Regions from separate parts of the Homo sapiens genome. Here region 1 is linked to region 2. A link is an interaction called in ENCODE POLR2A ChIA-PET data of the cell type or tissue named here. Cell type or tissue: PC-9. All regions are shown on one strand. Region 1 overlaps PIAS1 (protein inhibitor of activated STAT 1). Region 2 has its middle 110 kb from the start of RNU6-1.

The links. Peaks named below come from ENCODE experiments on the same cell type or tissue, not always from the same donor. Only the 100,000 strongest peaks of a DNase experiment are listed, where the experiment ranks them.
Region 1: POLR2A ChIA-PET joins it to region 2 with 18 read pairs; 3 of 35 experiments call an interaction of 5 or more read pairs at or near these places.

Annotation. Positions count from the first base shown.
Region 1 is chr15:68,140,632-68,145,631 of GRCh38, reverse strand. It overlaps PIAS1 (protein inhibitor of activated STAT 1), which reads right to left. Exons shown (of 14, transcript NM_016166.3): 3 at 3,602-3,686; 4 at 3,295-3,342. Among named protein-coding and RNA genes, the nearest start is that of CALML4, 62 kb to the left of the region's middle. In PC-9, no CTCF peak of the experiment used is centred here; no DNase peak of the experiment used is centred here.
Region 2 is chr15:67,943,599-67,948,598 of GRCh38, reverse strand. No RefSeq gene overlaps it. Among named protein-coding and RNA genes, the nearest start is that of RNU6-1, 110 kb to the right of the region's middle. RefSeq lists an enhancer at 1,180-2,379. In PC-9, no CTCF peak of the experiment used is centred here; a DNase peak (open chromatin) is centred at 2,488; H3K27ac peaks cover 1,078 bases.

The DNA.
Region 1 (5,000 bases), 200 kb before region 2:
ATGTAGAGTTGTGGTAATCATGACTATCACCCTGTAGTTGTCTTCGTGATACTGCCAATTATTTGGTTAAGCATGTTCTGAGAAGCACTAGTTTCTTCAGTGATTAACAGATGTTAAAAGAAAAAAAGACTCGTTAGTCAAATAAAATTAAGAAATTCTGAATCAAAACAATTAAATTAAGCTTCCTTAATACAGAACTTTTCAGAGCTTTTAATAGGCTAATAAGCATTATAAATCTCTAAGAGGAAGACCTACCACCTGTATGCAGTATTTTCCAAATTTATTTGCCTATGAAACACTTTTCTGGTTCTTAGCAGAAAATACTGAGAATGCTTTTAAGTCCATCCCCAGGATCAGTAAGCCAAAGTACTCCTTATTTTTTGAGAACTGAAGATATTGAATATTATTTGTGTTATAGCCACATAAATTTAGAATACTATTTTAGAAACTTATAAAAATATTTCTAAATTAAATGCAGTCTTTTGGAAAAATCAAGGAAAGATACATAATTCATAAATTCTCAGTCTATTCACTCTTATTACTATTTTGCTATTTAAGGCATTTATTCTTTATTAGTACCTATTCTCAATATACACCTAAGGCTCATTGCACTGTTATAGAATGCTAATAGCACCCCTGAGTTACATAGTAGGGAGAACCCTATCTCCGAAATCTGTGAAATATTCCTCATGTGCCAACAACTCCTCTCAACACCTGCGGTATGGGGTCTTAACCTGCTGGCCATGAAATCTGAGTACGGGGATCGTGCACAATATAAAACAATTTTATATGTAAATTATTTTGAGTACATATACATGTTCAGTTTTATAGGGAAACCATTCACAGCTTCTATCAAATTCTCAAAGGGATCAGGGATCCATAAAAAAGTTAAGATTTACTGATCTACAAAGATTTTCTAGAAATATACTTAGCAAACAGATGTCAAAGCTCACAGGACCACTCCTAACCCCAGCAGAACCTTCCATTACAGGCTAATTCTTTAGGCTGCAATAGTTAAAAGGATGTCACAGTTTTTAAATAATTATTCCAATGCAGTGATCAATTTAAAACATGGACCCTGGCTGCCTGAACCCTTTCCTATAGGAAAAGAGTAATTTAAATGACAAGACAGTGTCTATTCAACTAATCTAAATCACCCTAATGAACTGAAGAGAAAAAAGAAAAAAAGGAATAGCAGAAAGTTTCTGTGAAGTGGTTCATGGGGCAGAGAGGAGGGAGTGGAGCAGGGAGGCACAACATAAATGAAAACAGACTAGGTGTCTAATAAAGAAAACTTGGATCCTAATTCTCAACTAATTATTTTTATGCTTTAGATAAACATTTCTAATTAGGATAGCAGATAGGCATACACTCCTAACTTAAATAATACACTATGGTTGCAGACCTAGCAACGTGGGGCAGGGAGAGAGATGAACTGTTTTATTAAAACACAAAGAACCACCTAACAATTACCAAATATAACACAACATGGTTCTTTTTTTTTTTTTTTTTCCAAGTCCTGGAGATACATTTCAATTAAAATAGCAGTCATCAAGATACCCTTGGAATCTCTGAATTATAGCTCATCTATCTAGACAACCTTACTTCAAAATGTGGACCACACCTGTTGCTGCTTTAAAGAATGTATGTATATTAATACAAAATACTTAGTAACTAGATCTTTTATTCTAAAGCTACGGTTTTTAAACTTTATTTTAGTCTTGGGACCCTGTCTTTAAGCAAAAATTAACCCAGAGTCAAACATGCAAAACAGATAAAAGAGATAAAAGAAGCCCCACTTTGGTTCAGACTGTGTATGTGTTTAGGAGAGAAGAGGAGGATGGCAGAAGAGTATGAACCCCTAAGGGTGGCTCCATGCAACAAGTTTGAAAACCACTGATTTAAAGGATAATGTCAAGTATCAGCACAAGCAAAATGTAAACTGTTGAGGCAGGAAGTAAAGAAGACTACAGCAATACATAATTAACTATGGAGACATCTTATTTTTGTCCTTTAATTTCTTCAGTCATTATCACAATCTGGCCGACATAAAATATACCTTTTATACAGAATCATCTTTAGCAGTGCCTTCCAAAACTGAAACTTAGATTATCACTAGTCTACTGCAGTAAGGTCCTGTCATACTGTTTTATGGTATAAAAGTTATTAAGTATAGTCATATCCTCTTTAGAATCTTCAACTCAACTTTCGACTTCAACTCTGCTTTCTCACTGTTTTTACCTTATTATTTCAAAGCTTAGATGAGAGGTTTTCACATGGTTCCATGAAGTGCTGAACAGGCGTTTTAGATTAATCCCTTTTTTAGCCTCCTAGTGTATTTGTAACTTGTACATACAACTTAGTATCTGATTATTGAGACAAGGCTAACTGTTTGATTTATCCTCCTGACAATTATAGGGAAAACAGCTTACTGAGGAAAACAACTGTCTTATATTTTCTCTTCCATCCCTATTCCAACAGTGTGGACATTTAAGTTGGTAAATCGAATAATAAAGCATAATATGATGGTTTATATAAGGGAGATATATATATATATGTATATAAAAGGGAGATATATAAGGGAGAGAAATAATACAAAATATTTCTTAGATATTCTAAGACAAATGAATGGGCTAAGAAAAGAAACTCAATAAGGGGTTGTGAATCCATGTTGGAAAATTTCCCATTAGTCTTTGAACATTTTTAAGAGATGTCTCAAATGGATCCTAAATTAGAGCATATTTAAATTATTTAAAATACAGAACAAAACAAATTAGAATATTTTGATGTTTGTTAGTCCATGACATACTGTAGACTTAAGTACTAATTCCTTATCCACAGTACTTTGCCTCTTATGGAGATAAGGCCCATGCTTTCATAAAACTTGATATGATATTGTAAGATATCATTAGCTGGAGCTTCTCAACCAACTGAGGGCAATCAAATATGGTTAGATATATAGAACATGACTTGCTATATTGAAATCTAAACTGGGGGGTGGGCGGGCAGGGGAAAAATCTAAATTGGATGAAAATTAGAATATCTCATAACAGGAGAATGTTTTCCCTCACCCAAATATCTAAACCTAATATTTTCAATACACTTATTGAAAAATCAGGTAGATTTCCTCTTATTCCTTAAAATTTTTTTTCCATTTCCCCTTCCTGATAAGGAATATTATCTTTTAAACTTTGAATATATCCTACAGTCAGCACTGTACCTTAACTGGACCCGTACTGTGAAAAGGAATATTATCTTTTAAACTTTGAATATATCCTATAGTCAGCACTGTACCTTAACTGGACCTGTACTGTGAAGTCACATTTGGTCCCAGAAATATCCCTAGAAGAGACAGAATAGGAATTACAATTACTTTTAAAGTATTTGCATGAAAGTTCATTCAAAGACCTTGTTACTCCAGAAAAGTTTTTCAAATTATCATAAATATAACTGTTCTTACAGTAACTAACACACTATACTTTCATTACTAATATTTGCATCACACAAATACTAACTCACCAATCACTGTTTTTTAAAATCATTTATTATAGACTACTGGATTCAAAGGTCAAACTTCAAGTTACACTTGACGACAACTTACATGGAACTACTGATTTGCTGCACTTGTTGTGGTGTCAAGGCAAATGCAAAACAGGTTTCTCGAAAGCGCTGACTGTTGTCTGATGCTAAAGAAGACAAGAATTATACTTTCAATTACCTTTAAATTCGCCAGTAAAGACAAAAGCAAAAAAAAAAAACACACATGTCTTTAATTAACTGGTATATATTCTAGAGTTTAGATAACAAGGCAATTAAAGCACTGAAAAATAAGAAATACACTAATTGTAACATAACAAACAGAAATAGAAACAAAAATGGCTAATTCCAGAATAACACATCAGGATTCAAATTCAGACAATACATAATCAAAGAAAGACTAAGGAAAATTTATCTAATCATATAAATGTTTGCATCTAAAGAGCACACTTGTATAAAAACATACGAATTTTATTTAAAATAGAATGATATAAACCCATTTAAAGAGACATGGTTTCTGGAAGAAGTAACAAACATACCCACCTTGAGAGCTAGACAGGTGAGATGACATTTGGTTTATAAAGTAAATTAAGAATTTTATCATCTCCTGTTTAACTCTACCATGCAAGTTTTATACAATAAATATCACATACAGTTTTTCTCCTAATCTTAGATGAGTTCAAAATTTGCTTATTGTCACTAACTCAAAGAAGGAAAAGAGTTGTAAAAAACAGAAGAGAATTAAGAAAGGAAGGAAGGGAGGGGAAGAGAGGTGGGAAGAAAGAGAAACGCATGCAAGCAGGTAGGTAAGCACAGTCAGACTAGACCAGGGGTTCTAAAGTATGCCGTTATGAGCAACAATAGTTCCATTAAAGGCTTTTTGTTTGCTTTTTTAAGAGACAGGGTCTTGCTCTGTTGCCCAGGCTGGAGTACAGTGGCACCATTATAGCACAAACTCAAACCCCTGGGCTCAAAGTGATCCTCCTGCCTCACCCTTCTAAGTAGGTAGGACTATAGGCATGCATCACCACATCCATTGGCTTTTAGTACATGTTAGATACATTTTTTTTTTAAAACAGTGGTTAATATCCCTTTTGCTCACTAATGAGCCCTCAGTGCTTGGCACAAAGAAGCACTGAATACTATTTATTTGTTGAATGAGTAAAGGAATACAAAATTTTAAGAAATAGCAGATTAAACTATTTATACTACTTTTCCAGGGTAATTTTCTAGAAGAAAATGATCACTAAGAGTTATTATTAAGAAACTATCGGCTTCTGGGGCACTTAAGGCCTGTGCTGAATAAGCAGCTGAAGTTGGCTGTTTCAATCTCTTGCTTAAACTGAGTTTGATCATACTTGCAAGAAACACTTCCTTTACAACTTCCAACCAAACTGCAATATGTCACGCAAAAAGTCGATACCAAACGTATCATTAAGAGAAAGAAATAGAAAAGAGCACTT
Region 2 (5,000 bases):
TATCACCACCCCTTTCATCACTAAAGTCTTTAAGTGTTGGGAAGCTGTCCAACTCACAGTGGAAAATATAAGTCTTTGGAAATTCTAATGTTTGCTTGAAAGCTTAAACTTTCCCATCAGCGATAGTCTGGATAAAGAAAACATGTTACATATACACCATGGAGTACTATGCAGCCATAAAAAAGCACAGGATTATGTCTTTGCAGGGACATGGATGGAGCTGGAGGTCATTATCTTTAGAAAACTAACACAGGAACAGAAAACCAAATACTACGTGTTCTCACTCATAAGTGGGAGCTAAATGATGGGAACACATGGACACATAGAGGGGAATACCACACACTGGGGCCTGTAGGAGGATGGAGGGTGGCAGGAGGGAGAGGATCAGGAAAAATACCTAGTAGGTCCTTTGCTTAATATCTGGGTGACAAAATAATCTGTACAACAAACCCCTATGATACAAGTTTACCTATGTAACAAACCTACACAGGTACCCCTGAACTTAAAAGTTAAAAAGAAAATAAAAGAAAGCTGAAACTTCATCATTAGTAACAAATACTGTCAGTTTCCTTGAAATGACAGGTTCATTTCATTCATTTTTTGAGAAAATGTCTGAAAATTCCCAAATCTGAACAACCATAGTTTGTCAGTCATTATTTCGAGTAAAAATGATGTTCCCTGGTGGGGGACAGGGCGACTGGGGGACAGTGAATTCAGCTTGCAACACAAACAGCTGCACGAGTGTCTCCTCGGATGGTCAGTGGACTTTGGAATGCAGCAGGGCTTAAGCATACTTCTCATCTCTTCATGCAGAATCTTAAAAAGGCAGGTACGCCAGGGTTGAAATTTAATACAATTTATCATCTTTACTACTTCATTAAGGACATTCTTTAAGAAACTGGCATTTCGGCTCCTCTGAGAGTGTAGTAGTGAAGGACAGAATACCCACCAGGACAGTTCAAGGAGCCACCTCCTTGATCTAAGACACTAGCAGTTTTTACCCACTTTTACTTTTTGCAACATCAGTACAAATGTCAACACTGTGGGAAAAAAAGCAAATTTTGTCTTAGTGTTATTATAAAAATAGCTTTGGCCTTGTGGACCCCTGAAATGGTCTCAGGGATCTTCATGAATTCACAGACCTGCTGACGTGGCATATAATACCTTTTTTGCTGAAAAAAAAAGAAAAAAGTAAAGAAAGAAAGAAAGAAAACCAAAATGTTAAGTGTCTACCTTTAGCAGTAGAAAGCGATAAAGTGATGCTTTTTATTTCATGTACTTTTCTATCTTTTGAATCCTTTACAATGAGTATGTATTTCTTAAGTAATTAAAAACACTAAAGAAAAAGATTAAATTTAAATTATAAACAACAATTACAGCATACTTCGAGAATGTAAAATGCCCCTTAGTAGTACCCTCATACTGAAAATATGAAGAGATTAGATACATAAAACAGGAAGCTTAAATTATTAAAAAACAAGACAAAACAAAAACCTCACCCGAAGAAATACCTTATTTCCCACAGGACTGGAGGAAGGAAGTGTTGCTGTGCGTAAGCAGAGGCAGCCACCAGATTCAGGTGGCTGAAATTAACGACTTTGCTGATACCTTTAGATGCAGTTCAGACATAAATCTGAAACACACTCTCTCTAAACAGCAACAGGATTAGACATGAAGAGTGACTTGACACTTCAGAAACCTCACAGCTTCTTTCTCAGAGGAAAGAGAAAATCAGGCACAGGACCTGGGGCCTACAAAGCAGGTATTAAGTTTCTCTTTTGTGCCTGAAGCTCTCAGCTCCATGCCCTCTTCCCTCTAGGCTTAGCCCCAGTCACCTCTTGCCCTTGCAGTCTCCAGTGCCCTTCTGATCTCCTCTCCTCTGCCTCCGGCTAAGCCTCTTGGTGTGAAAGACCCTGATATCAGTCATCCACGCCCTAGCATAAATGAGCCCCCATTACCAGGCTTCCTCCCTGGTGCATTTGCTTGTCAGGCTAATCTCTGATGATGCAGTACAAGGCTGGGTCCCACAGGCAAGGCAGTTTAGGTGTTACTGAGCAACTGGTGGGGAAGGCTTTCCCCCAGGCTTCTTGAGTCATTCTCCATGAGTAGCTACCCCTCTTTGCTGTGACATCACACTGCAATGCTGCCCCTCTCTGCCGTGTGACATCAAAGAAGTTATGGTCCCTTCCTGGGCTCTGTAAACCAGGTGGGTCAGACTAGTGACCTCCCAGGTGGACCCTGCTCCAGGATTCTGAGACTGAACCCCTTTAATGCAGAGCGGCGGTATCTCAGGCCTTGGGAAATGGCATCTTTGTTTTCTGTTTCTGAATTAAAAGACAATTCAAAGGAAGCTCCCCACACACTCTCCCTGCAGTTTGCCCCCCTTCCCCTTCTCTTCCTCTTGACCTGTGTCTCCAGGGGGAAGATCAAACAAAGAGGTTGCAGAGGGTGGTGGAATGCTGTGTTTGGTTATAATCCCAGGCTGGATGTGATTACAAAGTTCCTGTGCCTGGGGCAACGCACAGGGGAATGTGGTGGGAGGGACACTGAGCTCTAAGAACACGTGCTCCTCCTCATGCCCCACCCACATATGCATGCAGGCCCCACCACAAGACTGTGAGGTGCTGAAGTTTGTCCCCAAACTCCCACCCCCACCCCGTGTGTGCCCCCAGTCGCCTTAAGAGATCTTTTTATGGGTATTTGCTTTTTCCGTAAGGACTACTGGAAGATGGAAGAGGATTCACAAATGACAGGAATAAATAAATGACTTTCTGCTGTACTTATGTCTCGATGTCCATCTTCCTACCTACTGTGACTTCCTCAAGGGCAGTAGTCATGGCTGGTTCCATTTTGTCCCCACTCCTTGCATCATGCCTAGCACACATTTAGAGCCTCGCAAAACTTTGATGAACAGATGAATGAAGAAATGAATGAATGAAGAAACACACTTTTCCACCAAGGTTCAAAAAAATATTTTAAAGGTATTGGATGATTCCCCACCATACGTGACCATGTCACTCAGCAAGTCGCCTGGTCTGCATTTTCTTCACTGTAATTCACAAAAGCCTGGGCCTGGAGGAGAGCTGGTGGTGGCTCAAGAACATCAGGATAAAGATCCCGTGCTGGTGCTTCTAGGTCACATAAATCTAAAACACACTCTCTCTAAACAGCAACAGGATTACACACTCTCTCGAAACAGCAACAGCACAAGGTCACTTGTGATCTTGACAAAGTCACTAGTCCTCTCTAGAGCTCAGTTTCAACTCAAAAATAGGGCTAAAAATATCTGCTTTGAGTAGTCTGTAGGGAAGCTCTAAGACTCCAGGTATGCAAACATGATTTGTAAACTACAAAGTGTATTGCAGCCACAAGGACCTAACACTACTGTATTATTAGTAGTATTATAACATTATTGTTATTATTTTAGAGACAGGGTCTCACTCTGTCACCCAGGCCAGAGTGTAGTAGTGGTACAATCACAACTCACTGCAGCCTCGATCTCCTGGGCTCAATCCATCCTCCCACCTCAGCCTCCTGAGTACCTAGGACTACAGGCATGCGCCCCTACATCTGGCTAATTTTTTTAAAAAAGTTTTGTAGAAATGGGGTCTCCCAAAAAAAAAAAAAAAAGAAATGGGGTCTCCCTATGTTGCCCAGGCTGGTCTTGAACTGCTGGCTTTAAGCAATCATTCTGCCTCAGCCTCCCAAATTGCTGGGATTACAGGTGTGAGCCACCACGCCTGGCTTATTTTCTTATTAACACTAGATGAGCCATCAGAGGCCCAGAGAGGCTAAGCAATTTGTTAAGCGTCACCCAGGAGACACATGACAGACTTTGACATGCAGCCCAGTGGACACTGCGCCTCCAGGTGTACTTCCCACTCAGTGCCTGACTTCTTCACCCCCTTAAAGACTCACAGCACGTAAGAGGAAGGACCTTTATTTTGATCATCCAGCAGTGCCTTGGAGCAGGCGGGACCATGAACTCAACAAGGCATCCTGGTGCTGTTTGTAGGGAGATGGTTGTCTGTCTGGGATGAGGCCAGGCTCACACTGACTCAGACTGAACTAGACCATCCCTAAGTATCTTTCCAGGCCTGAGCAAGAGAATCTAAGACAGGGCCCCTGTCCTCCAGCAACAGAAACTCTAGTGGTTTCTCCAAGGCCTGAATATTCCCCGTGAGACTCTCTGGTGTAAAAGTCCTCAGTGTTACAGTGCACAATGGAATTTCTTCCCTTAAAGAGTCATAGAATGGAAAGAAAGTTTTTTTAAAAAAGAAAACTTGGCAATAAAGTAGCCTACTTGGCACCTCTATGTAGAGAGTAACAGGATCCCTGGCTCTGTGCCCCGATGGTCCCCTCCCTGCCCCATTAAGGCCAGGAGCCCAGGCTGGGGTTCAGAGTGTCCAGGGCCTGGCAACAAGAGCGTGTCTACCCCCATCAGCCTGTACACAGCGTTATCAACTCCTGCTGCACAGGACGTCCCGGGAAGGCTGGGGGTGGAGACGCTTTTACCACCTAAGGGACCTCACGTGGATCAGTCACCACTGTGGGCTCCTACCCAGGAGTTAAGGAAGGGCATCCTGCGGTCCTTGCTGGGCCAGGGGAGAGGCAGGAGCACCTGTAGGCAGACGCTTCAGGTCAGGATGAGGTCACAAGAGCAAGTGGCTGGGCAGCAGATTTGGCCATGTCCAGACAGTCAGGCCCATCCACAGCCCCTTTGCCATTGCTTCTCTGTGATTTGCCACCGTCTGCAGGATGCCTGATTGGATGTTGTGGGAGGTGGAGCAGCTGCCATTCCCCTTTGTAAAGACAATAGGAGCATGGTTCGGGACCCAGTGGTGGCCTCCTGGAGTCTGTGGCTTGCTGAGGTTGGTGGTTTCCCTCCCACTCTACCCCCTCCTTCCCTCTTATCTATACCATGAGTAGGAGGAGAGTGGGCTTCAAATCCAGCTCTGTTTACCCTCAGAGCCCACACTCTTAACCCCCACAGTACAGAG